Regions from separate parts of the Homo sapiens genome. Here all the other regions are linked to region 1. A link is a contact called in ENCODE Hi-C or POLR2A ChIA-PET data. All regions are on one chromosome and are shown on one strand. The core of a region is the stretch at or near the end of the contact, and the rest is flanking DNA. Distances in the headings are between cores, read along the strand shown.

Region 1 (5,156 bases), core at 1,888-4,387:
GTGGGCGGATCACGAAGTCAGGAGTTCGAGACCAGCCTGGCCAACATGGCAAAACCCCGTCTCTACTAAAAGTACAAAAGTTAGTCAGGTGTGGTGGCGGGTGCCTGTAATCCCAGCTACTCGGGAGGCTGAGGCAGGAGAATCGCTTGAACCCAGGAAGCGGAGGTTACAGTGAGCCAAGATCGTGCCATTGCACTCCAGCCTAGGAGACAAGAGCAAAGGATATGTGATTTTAAAATATATATTGTATAATGAAAATGATATGTGTCAACTTTCAGATCTGCAATAGAGTCAATATCTTCCAAATGACCAATGTATTGCTGTTAAAAAATCACGCATGGGTAAAAGATCCATTCAGAGTGAAAGGCCCATAATGAACGTTGGGTTTTTGTTTTAGTATTTTTTGTTTGTTTTGTTTTGTTTTGCTTTGTTTTGTTTTTTTGAGATAGTGTCACTCTGCCGCCCAGGCTGTGGAATGCAGTGGTGTGATCTTGGGTCACTGCAGCCTCTGACTCCCGGGTTCAAGCGACTCTCGTGCCTGAGCATCCCAAGTAGCTGGGACTATAGGCACACACCACCATGCCTGGCTAATCTTTGTGTTTTTAGTAGAAACAGAGTTTCCCCCATGTTGCCCAGGCTGGTCTCGAACTCCTGACCTGAAGTGATCCTCCTGCCTTGGCCTCCCAAAGTGCTGGGATTATAGGCGTGAGCCACTGCGCCCAGCCCCCATAATGAATTTTGATGTAACCAAGTGATGTGGTTTTAGATTCCACAACTAACCTTTCTTTTTCCTGGAGACGGAGTTTCGCTCTTGTCACCCAGGCTGGAGTGCAGTGGTGCGATCTCAGCTCACTGCAGCTTCCACCTTCTGGATTCAAGCTATTCTCATGCCTCAGACTCCCGAGTAGCTGGGATTACAGGCACCTGCCACCACACCCAGCTAATTTTTGTATTTTTAGTAGACAAGGGGTTTTGCCATGTTGGCCAGGCTGGTCTTGAACTTCCGACCCTAGGTTATCTGCTTGCCTCGGCCTCCCAAAGTGCTGGGATTACAGGCATGAGCCACTGCACCCAACCTCCCACGACTAACCTTTAAGAAATTATTACCTATGAGTTTTGGCAGAGTATCAAAGAAGACTACCTACAAGGATCTCTCAAAAGACTATTAAACTCTCTTCCCTTTTCCAACAACATATCTGTCTAAGGTCAGGTTTTCTTCATATACTTCAATCAAAACAACACATTACAACAGATTGAACTCAGAAGCAGATATGAGAATCCAGCTGTCTTCTATTAATTAAAGGTTTTCAAAATATAAGCCAGTATTTCTGTTCTCTAAAATATTTTTTATTTGGCAAATGTAGTTATTTCTTTCTCTTTTTTTGAAGCAAGGTCTCCCTCTGTCTCCCCAACTGGAGTGTAGTGGTGCAATCGTAGCACACTAACCTCAAACTCCTGGGCTCAAGCAACTCTCCCACCTTGGCCTCCCAAAGTACTGGGATTATAGGCGTGAGCCACTGTGCCCGGCCTCCTTAGTAATTTTTAAGAGTGTACAGAGATCCTGAGAACAAAGTGTGTGGCCTCTTCCTCTCTTGGTTAACAGGCTGTTTTGTAGTCAATTCTGCTCTCATTCCCTTCAACTGCAGCTTTGACTCTGGTCTTCTATTTTTGGTTACTTTGTATTGCCTTCTTATTTTAGACAGCTCCCTTTGTATCTCGTCTTAGACTGTTTTGTCATTCCCCTTCCTTCTTAGGCCAGTTCCGTTGAAGCCATATCTTCTTGTGTCATTCAGAGGACCCTAAATTGCAGTCATCTAAGATGAGCCTCTGTTTCTTGTAGAGTAGTAATGTTCAGAGAGACCTGCTACCTCTGGCCCTTGAGGGCAGTTTTCTCCCCTTCAGGCTCTACTCTCTTTTCTCTGGCCCCTTGTTGGTATTTTTTCCATTGCATGGAGAGCCCTCTATCCAGGCTTGACCTTGGCCATCAGACAAGGCAAATGCCTTGTCCTAAGCCTCCCAGTTGGGTGCTGGCAGCTTCCGCTTGTGGATCTATGCCCGTCTAGCTCAGATGTTCATGCCTGGTGAGCATTATCTGGGGTATTTCTGAGCCAGCCTACAGTTGGATCTTCTGCTCAGCTCTTAAAATCTCTGATTAAACCAGAGAATCAAATGTAGTTTACATCGCTTCTTTGAGCGGCCACTCTTAGCACCCTCCCCTTTCTACCACTGTTGAAGATACTTCCTCTAGCAATTAAACACCTGAAAAAGATGATGTGTGTCTTCAGCTAGTGCTCGCTCTCTCTCTCTCTCTCTCTCTCTCTCTCTCTCTCTCTCTCTCTCTCCCTCTCTTTGTTGTATGCTGGAAATTGCAGTCTTTGTTGCTTTGGAGAGAGGAGGATAGAGAAGATGAAACTGGGTTCTGTCTGACCTAGACGATAATTCCTGCCCAAGTGGAAGGCTATCCACTGACAGAGATTGAGTGAAACAAAACTATTTCCTTCCTTCCTTCCTGGGGCTGTCTGCCCCATTCTGGCTCAGAGGGGGCAACATGAATGGTGTGAAATCCAAGAATGTTCTAAATGCATCCCCAGGACAATGTGATTCGTGAACATTCTGACTGGTTCATGGTCTCATCTTGGTCAGGGAGCTGATGCCAGGTTTCATGTCTCTGTGAGACTTCCCGGGAATCTGAAGGGGATGCCGCGAGGGGTGTCAGGTGTGCCTGCTCCGCTTCTACACTCATCCTCGGGTCCTTGGAATCAACATTTGGGGCTTGTTGCAAAATCCATCCCACGTTTTTTCCTCTTTTGTCGAGCCTGGGTAATAGCTGCCTCTGTCTCATGCTTGCCATGCTCCATCAGTAACTATGGTTGCCTTTTGAGTGTCTTCCAAAAAAGCCTTTTCCCTGCCAAAGGAGAGAAAATCAATCCTGTCTGCCTATCCCTAAAAGCTGACATTGTCGGCTGTCACAGAACCATCCTGTGAAACGTGCAGCGAAGGAGAAAGGTTGAAACTCAGGCCTCAGGGCTGTGGTCCCTTTCGAGTCTACCCTCTGGGGCCAGGAAGTTGTGGTGTGGCTCCTGCGTGATGTTTTTGAATGAATGCCTTTGCTTCCTCGCTGGCTTGATGCGACTAACAGAAAAGCCACTTTCAGAATGCCTCGCCTCACCCGGGGCCCAGATATTTACATAGTGGCCTTTCATTCTGCGAACAGTGTGTGCCTCTGCAAATATTTTAGGCCTCCCTGCATGCTTGCGGGCCCCTACGTCCCATTCACCAGCTTTTAAGTTTGTTTTGCAGGCAGGGAGCCACTGAGAGGGAGGCCTGACTCAGAGCACAGGGGGCCCTGCTGTCTGCTGCCGCCGCCTCCTGCCACTGCAGACTTGGCGGGGAAGGAAGCAGTGGGTTTTACAGCTGGTGTTTTTGGTTTAGCAAAAAAAAAAAAAAGGAGTGAAAGAGAAAAGAATTTTTTAAAAAAATACCTCGCACATGTAAAATGACACTAAATGTAAGTATATGTGCAGTATTTTGGGATGATAGAAATTGCGTGTTTTGCATGATTCATCCTCCCTCTTGATGACAGCAAAGGAGGTTTGCACTCAGCCTCTGGTATTTTGGGAGTTTGTTCCAAATGCTCTGAAAAGAGAGAGTGAGAAGGCCCAAGCTCCTCATCCCTTCCTCAGAAGGAGGGTTGTGTCTGGGCTAAATTAGGGCAGCGTGGCATTTGCTTCCTCTCCTCTCATCTGACTGGTAAAGATTTTCATTTTTCTACCAAAAACTGGGTCAGCTGCTCCATGGGTGCAGGGGGAGCAGGATGTGGAGCCAGGAGAGGGCCATGCTTTCCCAAGTCTGACTTGAGCCTAGAAATATGTGCTGGCAGAGCTGGCTGGAAGGCCCGGCCCGGTGCTGACTCCCAGCAGGTGCATCGGGCTTCCGGGACGGGGGCGAGCATCACCAAGGCCAGCGTCCAGCGGCCAGGAACACGCGGTCTTTCTAGGATTCAGCCTCTGCAAGTTACCAAAACATTGTGTGCTGCCTTGAGGCTGACACATACCTTGGCAGGGACGATGAGGCTTCTGCCCAGAGCTGGGAGTCCCCGAGGGTCAGGCTGACCTCCAGGCTGCAGCTTGGCCTGGAGGAGGGACCACACGGTGGGTGTGGTGGCCTCTCGGGGCCAATTCAACTTTCTCTTGAAGCACCAGGGCCTAAGAAGCAGGATGATCCAGAAACCAAGTCCACAGTTAGGGAAAATGGGGAGAGGCTCTCAGCTGCTTCCCAGGCCACTGGCTGGCCGGCCCCAGGAACCCCACCTTCCAACCTAACATTTACTGTGAGAGGGGAGGACTTCCTCACTCCTTGGTCACAGGCAGATTGCAAGTTCGCTGTCGAGGTTAGACAGCCCTCTGTTTAAAAGTGGAATATTATACCTCTGAAATTCAAAACTTCACTTTTCCAAAGCTATGTTAGAAATGCTATGGCAAAATACAGCACTGAGTCCAAAAACTAAAACGATTAATTCCTTCTTGCCTTCGGAGGCATTTATTTACTCAGCTTAAACTCTACATTTGTTTTGTGAGGTTTTCTGTGTATGTGTGTTTTATTCTACAGTAAGATGGTTAGGAAAAATAAGTGACCCCTGCAGATGAATTAGCAATTGGGTAGCACCTAAAAGCTAATATTGGTCCCCAAATCTACTGTTAACAACCTCCCCACAGACCTGTGGTCATTCCCCTGCTTAAAGCAGCCCGTATTTGCCAGCCCCACCAGCCTAGGAGCTTGGCAGAGACACATACTGCTCAAGACTATCCAGGAGACCCCTCCCTGCCATTCCAAGTCCCTTGCAGTTAGGCGTGGCCACGTGAATAATTCTGGCCAGTGGGCTGTAAGTGACCGGGGTGAGACACTTGAGGGTCAGTGTGTGATCTGCCTGCATCCTCCATACCCTGTCCCAGCGATGTGCCCCTCCCCCGGGGCAGTTCTAGAGGCCACACATTGAGGTGGCAAGCCACAAGATGAAAGCAGATTGGGTCACTGAGTCACCATAGGGAGGACAGCTGACAGGGGAGTTCCCTGAGTCGGGGGTGAATGAGTAAGTGAAAAATAAATTTGGTAATAGGCCAGTACAATTTCAGGTTTGTTTGTTACCACCATATACT
Region 2 (5,156 bases), core at 1,234-3,733, 690 kb after region 1:
GCGTCAAAACCGCTTGGAGGTCCACGACACCCAGTCTGCTGGTGCAGGGGTTCTCATCCAGAAGATCTTGGGTGGCTACAGGAGCCGCATATTTTTCTACCAAGGTCCCCGGGGATGCGGCTCTTGGCCCCAGGACTGGGCCCAGGAGGTCAGAGAGAGTGACCGTCAGGCGCGGCGCCGCGGGGAGACGGCCCGGGCTCAGATCCCAGGGTGGAGGCGGGGGCGAGCGCCCGGCAGAGGGGACGGGGGGCGCCGAGGGGACCTGGCGCGGCCGCCGGGCCTTGGGAGCGCGACGCGGAAGCCGCCGGAGGCCGGAAGCTGGGGCGCCCCCGAGCGGGCGGGCGGCGGACCTGCGGCTCCGGGCGGTTCGGCAGCGCAGCGCGGCGCGGCCGCCTGCAGGCTCCCAGGCTCGGGTCCAGCCGCCACGACCGGCTCGCGTGGCTCCGGGGGAGCGGCCGAGAGTGAAGCGCGGAGAGGGCGCCTCGGAGGCTGCCGGGGCGGCGGGGCGGTTGTCCTCTGTAGAGGGAGCGGAGCTTCCCCCTGCCCCCAAGAGCACCGGCAGCCCCGGCCCCCCGCATCCTGGCATCCCGGGCCCGGCGGCCAGAGCAGGCCCTGCGCCCCCTCGGCTTTCTGGTCCTCGTGCGTCCCCCGGGGCAGAGGCGCGAGGAGGGACGGCCGGCTGAGGCCTGTCACGCCTTCACTCCCGAGTGTCCAGGCGGACGGGGTCCCTGCCTCTCCAACCCCTCCTCTCCCTTGGCTTCCCCCAGGGCACAGAGCGCTCCTCCTTGTCCACAGGAGACACAAGGCTTCAAACGCACACCCCCACACCCCAATCCTCTCCAAACACACTCAGGGCGCTGGCCACTGGTTCTCCTTCCTCCTTCCTTCCTTCCTTCTTCTGTCTTTTTTTTTTTTTTTTTTTTTTTTTGACAGAGTCTTGCTCTGTCGCCCAGGCTGGAGTGCAGTGGCACGATCTCGGCTCACTGCAACCTCCGCCTCCTGGGTTCAAGCGATTCTCTTGCCTCAGTCTCCCGAGTAGCTGGGATTACAGGCATGCGCCACCACGCCCGGCTAATATTTTTGTATTTTTAGTAGAGACGGAGTTTCACCATGTTGGCCAGGCTGCTCTCAAACTCCTGACCTCAAGTGATCCGCCCGCCTTGGCCTCCCAAAGTGCTGAGATTACAGGCGTGAGCCACCTCGCCTGGCCCTTTTTTTCCTTTTTTTTAAGAAAGGAAGATCTCGCCCCTTGCCCAGGCTGGATTCGAACTCCGGGGCTTAAGCGATCCTTCCGCCTCAGCTTCTCCAGCAGCCAGGACTGCAGGTGCGCACCACCATGCCCGGCGTAGCCACCCGTGTTCTATCCCCAGCACAGCTCCTTAGATGGTGACTTTTAACAGCTCACTTCGCCTCCCTGTCCTCAGTTTCTCCTTCTGGAAAGGAACTGGATTGGATGGGGATGGTTTCTGAGGCTCCTTCCAGCTCAGTTGTCCACCTTAAAGGTGTAAGTGGCAGAGGGTGGAGCGGGTCTGGTTCAGGGAGGAGAGCTGGGAGTAAAGGCAGGCCAGGGGCTGCGAGGTGGGTGGAGGAAAGGAAGACAGGAGGGAGGAGAGCGGGGCATGGAGGATAGCTTTGCCAGCCTAGCCCACCAGTCCCGGCCTCTAAGAGCAGGCTGGCAGAGCCCCAAGAGCCTATACCACGGAAGGGCCCCATGGGAATCCCCTCACTCTCTGGGTGCCTGAGTTTGCAGATATCTGTTTGCCAAAGGATGAGGGAAGGAACAGGAAGGAACGTGCCGGCAGGACTGGAAAATCCAGCTGGGCAGGAGATAGCTGTGGCTGCACCTCGCACTGGAGGCTGAAGCTTTGCTTGGCTCTGCCCCTGTGTCACGTGTCAGGTGAGGCTGCTGGACCCCTGGAAGCCCCGCCAAGGGAAGTGACTACCACCAGGCCGCAAGCTCCTGTGCAGAAGTCTAGCAGCCTTTAGCTTTGGGGCCATACACATGTGCTTCCAAGACGGTAGGCAGATGACGTTCAATTTAAATCCACTTTCCTATACGTTTACTCAATGAGTTCAAAGATGCTTTTCATTTACAAGCTTGGCGGCAGCTTCCAACACATTAACCCAAAGGCCTTCATGTTCTCCCCAGCCAACCCCTTTGTCCCTCTGCAGAAAGGGAACCTCCTGCAAAATGTCCAGATGGTTCAGAGAAGTATATATGACAGGCTGGTTGCAAGTGGCAGGAACGCCCCTCTAAGTAGTTTAAAGACATATGTATGGGTGTGTGTGTGTGTGCACGCGTGTGCATGTATATAATTTATTTTTTGCTCAAATAATTTTGGTAAAGGTAATTAACTAAAGGTAAATAACTAACCTTTACCAAGAGCAGGGATGTGGCTGGGCCCAGAATGCAAGACTCTCCGATAGCAGCTCCCAAGCTTAACAAGTTAAAGACACACTGCAGCTTTTCTCCAAAATTCTAGTTAAAAGCTGAGGCCGTCACCAAACAATTGTTGCCAAGAGCTCAGGATGTTGTGGTTGGAGGGGCCTGCGCCAGAGGTCCACTTCTGAACCAATCAGCAGGGCCCGGGGGCTGGGCCATGTTCTGCTTACCTCACAGCTTCCACACCCACAGGGTTTTGGGAACCGGAGGCAGGCGGACAGCCCCAGGAGTCATAATGAGAAGAAATGCTACCTCGGTACAGTGGACGAACGTGCAAACCACACAGAAAGTTTGAAAAAGGTCTACTGGAGGCTCTGCTTTCTGGTAATGGCTCCAAAATACAAAGGGCCTCACACTCCGGCACTGACGAAGTCCATACGGCTCTTAGGCTGACACCCACCAGCCAGTCAATGGGAGAGCTGGGACCAGAGGGCTGACTTGACCTCTTCAGCAGGAGTGTCCAAGGCCTTTGTGGGCGGTGGTGCAGGTTGTGCGTGTGAATAATGAAGGCAATTCATTATTACTCAGAACACAACACCTTGGCGATCTTTAGAAACATGAGAAACAGAGCTTCCAAGGTACCTGCTCACACGCCTCTCTGGAGGTAATCGCTGTGCCGTGGCTCTTAATGAGCCACTCTCCACATGGCCTGAGGCCTGGCACCGTGGGAATTCCCTCTGTCCCTGAGTCATAGGCCTCTGCTACTGAACTGTAAATAGGGACCGGGTCAATGACAGCGGGACAGCTGGCCCAGGGAGCAGGGTTGGGGTGGGGACTGCTGGGAGGCTGCCCTGTTAATCTCTCTCTACCATACAAGGCACTCCTTGGGTGACCCCCGTGACTGTGATGCAGAACAGGGAAGGAGAGTGGGTGTTAACCTTGAGCCTAAGGCTCCTCCTCCACCTGTGGGACTGTAAGCCACCTCTCCTGGGCTGAGGGCTCTGGAAGGAGGCTTGGCTGCTCCTCAGCACTCGGGGAGCGGTTTTTCAGGCACACACACTTGAGCTCCATGACCTCCCAGATTCCCACCGCCCCTGCTTGACTCTTCCCCTGTCTCCCCTTCCTGAAATGACCCCCTCTGAATTCCTTTGACTGTTCTCTGGTTGTCAGTCTCACAGTGACAGGTGTGTAAAGCATGAGGTGACCTTGGGCAAGTTGTTCAACCTCAGTGTTATCACCTGTAGAACGGAGAAAACAAGACTACATACTTTGGAGGTAAGTGTAGGTTCCAATGAAATAACAGAGCTTGAGGGGTCCTATAGGCACATGGGCCTGGAGCCAGACCCCCTGGGTTCAGATCTGTCTTGCCGTGGGTTTTGGGGCAAGTTCCTTTTCTGTGCCTCAGTTTTATCATCTGTAAAGTGAGATGAGAATAATGGTACCTATTTCTTAGGACTCTTGGGAGAGTCAATGAGCAAATACACAGAAAACACCTTGAACAGGACCTGGCGCTAAGTGCTGGGTTGAGAGCTAGCTATTATTGTTGTTGTCAGAGAGCTTAATGTTGTGCTGTGCATACAGGAAGCTCTCAAGAAATGATAACTCAACAAAAGAAAATAAAACAAAACCCGAACCTGCCTCCTTCAATCGGGCCTTGTTTCCTAAATGAGCCTGAGCTCCTGGGTGAGGTGCGGGCATAGCAAGAGTTTCACACAATTTTGATCCTGTATCCGAAAAGCTGCCAGACACTGTGTTTTTCTTACCCTTCTTTTTGGGGGTGGAGTGAGGATGTCACAAACTCCCTTGGGAAACTGATGAAAGCTACAGACCCTCTCCCCAGAAAGGTGCTTGGAAGCAAATATTCACAAGATGTTGCACACAGTTTCAGGGGGTTCCTGGGCTCCCTGGGAGCCAGGGTGAGAAGCTCCATTTTAGATGGTGCACTGTGCCATGTCTCATTTGTTGGTTTGATCCCAACAAAACACAAGCTAGCCCTGCTCCTTTGCTCATCAGTGGGTTGTACCCCAGCTTCCACCCTGGCTCCGGGGACTCTCCTTGATTCCTCTGCCCGGGCCCTCTGGCTCAGTGCCAGCTCCAAGCTACAAAACTTGGCTGGGAGTTGAATGCAGAATTTGTTCAGCGTTTGAAGGCTAAGAAAGAAAAAGGAGGAAAAAAGTAGACTCGACTTAGAAAAAAATCAGACAAAAGAAATCATCCTCCAAGCCAAGTGCTATAATTCATAGGGCTCATATTTGCTGAGTGAGACTAAATGGTATTTATGGCTAAGCGGCCCTGGATTCACCCTGGGTTGAGTGATCCAGGAGTTGCCCAAAGTCTGGTGGAGAGGGCGGGGTGGGCCTGAGGGCTGGAAGACCAGACAACTTGCACAGGGAGACTTTGTTGCTGTTCATAGATGATGTGGTTTTTCCCCTGCTTAATGTTAAGTGTAGTTTCAGAATTTTGTATGTGTTTCTGGGAAGATGATTCCCTCAAGCAATATTACTTGGGGTAGATGGTATACTTAGAATTGGATTATTAGCCATAGGGCCCATTCATTCATACGCTCATTCATTCAAGGTTTATGAGGTGCCTTCTTTGTATGAGAAGCTGTTCTAGGCACTGGGGATACAGTAGTGATTGTGGCAATAATGGTCGCTGTCCTAATTAAGTTTACAGTGTTGGCAGGAGAGACAGAGAACACAAAATAAACAGTAAATATATATTGGATGATATGGTGTGATAAGAAGAAAAATACAGTAGGCTGGGATCTAGA
Region 3 (5,156 bases), core at 1,959-4,458, 660 kb after region 1:
GATTAAAAATCAAGATTATATGCATTTTACAATCTTACTGGGTGTGTGGAGTCAGTTTTGCCTTATAATACAAAACAGAGAAATGGTGGCAAAACTGCCTTGAGGTACACTTCATCAGGGGTCCGTATTCACACCTCTGAGGTGCATCCAAGATTTGGTGTGTGTGTCTGTTCCTGCTTACAGGTTTTGCTTACCGAGCCCTCTGCCCTCCCCTTCCAGGCAGCATTACAGATGTCTTATCAGGCTTTCTCTAAATCATTAGGATTAGCACACAGCTCTGGCCAGCTGGATCATTCTAATTGGAAATTAGGTGCTTCTCACATTGAAATCCTTCTGAAAATATCTCCAAAGATCTCTTTCAGCTATGGGAATTCTACTAAATGCCTATAATATTTTGCATGGCCTGTATACTTTTTAAATAGGTGAATTCTGTAGATTCAGTGATTATTTCTAGAAAAATGCAGTATTAAAAAAGCCCTGTTGTTTGTTCTAGTAACAAGTCTTTAAAAAGACAATTCTGCATTGATGACTGTAAGAAGAGTCTACACCATCTTCCCTAAATGTTACCTCTCCTCCAGAAAACCGATAAAAATCCACAGTGGCAATAAGCTAGTTTGTTTTCGGTTGTATTTTGTTTTACACTTACGGACAGTGCTTCTCAAGCTTTCTGTGATTAGGGGCTCTCTTGGTTCCCTGGCCCCCCAATCTTTCACAGACTTCAGTAAGACACAATAAAAATAATTATCATAAAATGAAATAAAAATACAAAGTTATGGAAAATAGAAGCCCCATTTTAAAAATTCCATGTACAGACATAACAGTTACTGTGTAAATTTGCTGTAGAAGTTTCTAAATAATAAAATGTCTCTCTCTACATACCTCATCGTGGACCAGTAACAGTTCGCAGACAGGCACCATCTGTGGCCACACTTTGAGAAACACTATTTTAGAGTGTGTATGTATCTGTGTACTCACACATTTAAGTATGTTGCCATGATCACATTATAACATAACATAAATCTTAGAACTTTATATGAGAATTAAATGCACTTAGCTCTTTAGCAAAAGTGAAATTTTTCTATAAGTATTTAAATGCTTAAATTATAAGCAAATACCAATAGCATACCTGTGAATACAGTTATGTTTCAAAACCCAGTTGTCCAGTAGTACCTCTCATGCATGAAGTAGAAAACGTTTTGCAATATGAGATGAAACCACCTCCACTCTGATTCACCTTCAAGTTTAAACAGATACTTTAGATAGGAAATGTTCTATGCAAAGTAAATACACAGATGAGAATTTTAGCACTAAACAGTAGGAAATATGTCTATCACTTGAAGTATTAGACAAACCAACTGTTACTATCATAACCTTTATTGCCCTGAAGAACAATTAATTACTGGACTGGTCATTGTGATTGACATTGACAGCCATTTTTTAAATGTTAACAAAATGAGGGGAAATGTTTCATGCAAGTAACTCCACATTCTTCATAAGTATTAACAAATCTCAAGCCGATTCTGATGTTGATAGGTCGCAGCTTGTTCATCTGTCTCTTCTGGAGACCTCATGAGACATGAGGTAAGACGGTTACCCCAAGTGGCAGGCTCCATGTCTACCTGTATACTGGCCTTGAGGGCAGCATGGCCTGCTTTGTGACAAAGTATGAGAAAGAAGTTCTGTGAAGTTTATATTCCATTTAGCCTTATTTCTTTAGGTCGAGACTTGAAATTCAAAATGGTGATCAGGTGTAGGAGGGGCTATTTAGCCTCTTGAAGGCCAGGGTGTTCATGTGGGACTCCCCACTGGGCCTGGCCAAATGCCTATGACAGTGTAGATGTGGATAAGTTATTAAAGGATTGAATGAGGTGTGATCAATCAGCTGAAGCAGTTCATTAAAAGGTAAGTGGCATTTAGAAGAGAAATTGAATAACTACAAAGCAGTTGCCTGTATATGAAGACATGAGAGTGAGTCACACTGAGGACAGGATTAGCAGGAGTCCCTGAGAGTGCTGTAGCTGGAGGCGGGGACGGTGAGGGAGCAAGCATGGGCCTGGCTTCATTCGAACCACGATCCTGGTCCGAACACCAAAAGACAGGTTTCTTGTTAAATGGTTAGAAAGTGAGATCTTTGAGGCAAAGGCTAATGAACTTGAGATTGTTCTGTTTAGACAGTAGAAGTTCTGAAAGGAGGTTGTGACGATGTCACATGATCTTGGAAAGTTGGAAGGCCCACTCCCCAGAAGGTGACAACCAGTTGATAAAATGTATTCACTAAGGCCAGAGCAAGAGAGGACACAGCCTGGCCTGTGAGCAGCAGGCAAGATGGGGCAGGAGTTCCTGGCTGCAGTTTTAAAATTCAACCCATTACCAGATTCTCAGGGTCTGAGATATGAGGTCATGGTTTCCTCAAAATATGCATGTATCTCTGGAATCACAGGAGGTAGTTTGTTAGGAAATGTCTCGAGTACCCAAACAGCAATGCTTATAATCAGAGCTAATTACTTCAAAATTAATCCAGTTGTCTTCAAACATAACTGTGTGTGGATGAAGTTGAGCCAAGGAAGAACTTAGGCTGGGACATACGCATTCCTCCCCTTGATTCTAAATGAAAAGTGGCGGCGGCTCAGTCACTGTGGTCATTTAACACAGGTGCAGTGCTTCACCACATGTCCCCAACCAGGCAGAAAGACTCCGTGCTTAATGAGGAAGGAAAAGCATTTTGAAAGCACACACAGTTCTACCCAAATTATACATGTTACCTTTCTTTAACTTGGTTCTTTTAATCCTTTAAGAAGTGCTCAAGCTGTAATCTATGACACCTGTATCTGTTTAGGTCATAGCATTGTAAGTGTTTTCTTGGGCTTTAAAAATAAATCTACGTGGGGGAGGGAAATCGAACCTGCATGATAATCTTAGGCATGCGAACACAAGCACATGAGCTGAGAAAGTCAAAATCATGGTTTCCATGGTAATTCTTAACTTGTCTGTGTCGTACACATTTCTCAAGAAATACACTCACCAGACTACCTAGTGATAAAAATTGCTCCACAGGCATACAAAGGTGGATTTTCTAACTCTCTCTTATTGTAAAAGGTCTTCCTTCCTCCCACCCCTAATTAATCCACGTGTACTTGTAAATAACCCTGGGCAGGAAACTGAGGTCCAAGTCCTGCCCTCTAAATCAGTCTCTTTTTTTATGGGAGAAATCAGCTTTCATGTGATTAATGCCATTTCCTCTCTCTCCCCTCTGCAGATATATGTTGGGTAAAGGAGGAAAACGGAAGTTTGATGAGCATGAAGATGGGCTGGAAGGCAAAATCGTGTCTCCCTGTGACGGTCCATCCAAGGTGTCTTACACCTTACAGCGCCAGACTATCTTCAACATTTCCCTTATGAAACTCTATAACCACAGGCCCCTGACAGAGCCCAGCTTGCAAAAGACCGTTTTAATTAACAACATGTTGAGGCGGATCCAGGAGGAACTCAAACAGGAAGGCAGCCTGAGGCCCATGTTCACCCCCTCCTCCCAGCCCACCACCGAGCCCAGCGACAGCTACCGAGAGGCCCCGCCGGCCTTCAGCCACCTGGCGTCCCCGTCCTCCCACCCCTGCGACCTCGGAAGCACTACGCCCCTGGAGGCCTGCCTCACCCCGGCCTCACTGCTCGAGGACGACGATGACACGTTTTGCACCTCCCAGGCCATGCAGCCCACGGCTCCCACCAAACTGTCACCTCCAGCCCTCTTGCCAGAAAAGGACAGTTTCTCCTCTGCCTTGGACGAGATCGAGGAGCTCTGTCCCACATCTACCTCCACAGAGGCGGCCACGGCTGCGACTGACAGTGTGAAAGGGACCTCCAGCGAGGCTGGCACCCAGAAACTCGACGGTCCTCAAGAGAGCCGCGCAGATGACTCAAAACTGATGGACTCTCTGCCTGGGAATTTTGAAATAACGACGTCCACGGGTTTCCTGACAGACTTGACCCTGGATGACATCCTGTTTGCTGACATTGATACGTCCATGTATGATTTTGACCCCTGCACTTCCTCATCAGGGACAGCCTCAAAAATGGCCCCTGTGTCTGCCGACGACCTCCTCAAAACTCTGGCTCCTTACAGCAGTCAGCCTGTCACCCCAAGTCAGCCTTTCAAAATGGACCTCACAGAGCTGGACCACATCATGGAGGTGCTTGTTGGGTCCTAAGACCCAGGGACCCAGCGACTATGCCCACCCAGACCCCAGAGCGTTCCCATAACCCTGACAGTTCTCCACACTGTGCATGCACCCTTGCTTGCCTTTTTCAGAGAAAAAGAAAATTTTACAACAGGATCACACTAGTTTTTGCTTTGAGCAGAGTTGGAGTGCCTTCATCCAAGTATGACCACTTTTAATACACTTTTTTGAGTGGTTCCTCAGAGACCTACTACCCTGGTATAGGAAAGAATCCATTTGAAGACAATGTTGCAATGTTGAATGACAAAAATAAACAGTTCAAGTGAAGCACAAGGATTAAGTTGGAAAAGCTGTAAATTGCATGTGCATATTTGTCTATTTTTTCTATAAGTTTTATTGCAAGAGGTAAAGAAGAAAACTATATATATATATCTTATTTAGATAATCTCAGTACCTTTTCTGGCATTTTTGCCCTGTATAGGTTGACTTGGCAATTCGGCCTTTTTAGAGGCATTAACTACTCCTCGTAAGTGTTGCATTTACATGGCTGTTTAGAAAACTGCTGCCCAAATTTATTTTATATTTTTGTACAGATTCTGCAGTTTATGATATTGTTTTTCTAAAAACAAATGCTGTTTATACATATGAGATAGCTATTTTGATAGGATTTGCTCACATAGTTCCTGCAAACTTCAGATGTACAAGTTGCACTTGTACTTTTATAGAGTTGTAATGTTTTATATGTGTATGGTGCAAGAGAAAATTGGATCAAATCAATCTGCAGTTGATGTCCCCAAATGCAAACACAGGCACACACATGCACACACCCATAAACACACACACAGTGCTTTAAGAAAGGGCCAGGTGATATCACACCCAAATTTCACAAGCACTGACCCCCTGGCACCAACACCCGCCAGTACTGTGACTTCCAAAGCCAGAGCCACATGTGCTCATCAAACTTGCATTAAGCAGTTGGCG

The links. A loop is a pair of places that touch in the nucleus more often than their neighbours do. ChIA-PET counts read pairs that join two places held with the same protein, here RNA polymerase II (POLR2A). Pooled maps may share reads with other maps.
Region 2: a pooled map shows a loop between it and region 1 (3-fold over the local background). The contact joins the promoter of LINC02579 here to the enhancer-like site in region 1. A Hi-C loop is called at or near these places in 1 of 50 pooled maps. POLR2A ChIA-PET finds 5 or more read pairs at or near these places in 2 of 52 experiments (A549 and T-cell).
Region 3: a loop to region 1 is called in a pooled map, with 2.3 times the contacts of the local background. The contact joins the promoter of SERTAD2-AS1 here to the enhancer-like site in region 1. A Hi-C loop is called at or near these places in 1 of 50 pooled maps. POLR2A ChIA-PET finds 5 or more read pairs at or near these places in 2 of 52 experiments (H1 and activated CD4-positive, alpha-beta T cell).

Annotation. Positions count from the first base shown.
Region 1 is chr2:65,299,297-65,304,452 of GRCh38, reverse strand. No RefSeq gene overlaps it. Among named protein-coding and RNA genes, the nearest start is that of ACTR2, 74 kb to the right of the region's middle. RefSeq lists an enhancer at 3,514-3,623. Within about 2 kb of position 3,137, at least 29 of the 41 ENCODE cell types and tissues checked have a DNase peak (open chromatin) inside an H3K27ac peak, as active enhancers do.
Region 2 is chr2:64,604,639-64,609,794 of GRCh38, reverse strand. It overlaps LINC02579 (long intergenic non-protein coding RNA 2579), which reads right to left and starts at 2,483. Exons shown (of 4, transcript NR_034023.1): 1 at 2,375-2,483. LOC105374773 (a long non-coding RNA gene) reads left to right here and starts at 2,556. Exons shown (of 7, transcript XR_007086343.1): 1 at 2,556-2,767; 2 at 3,554-3,658. RefSeq lists a silencer at 58-737 and enhancers at 1,247-1,746, 1,747-2,248, 2,966-3,015, 2,531-3,730.
Region 3 is chr2:64,634,976-64,640,131 of GRCh38, reverse strand. SERTAD2-AS1 (SERTAD2 antisense RNA 1) reads right to left here and starts at 3,208. Exons shown (of 2, transcript XR_940172.3): 1 at 1-3,208. SERTAD2 (SERTA domain containing 2) reads left to right here. Exons shown (of 2, transcript NM_014755.3): 2 at 3,257-5,156. The coding sequence starts at 3,261. The coding sequence ends at 4,205.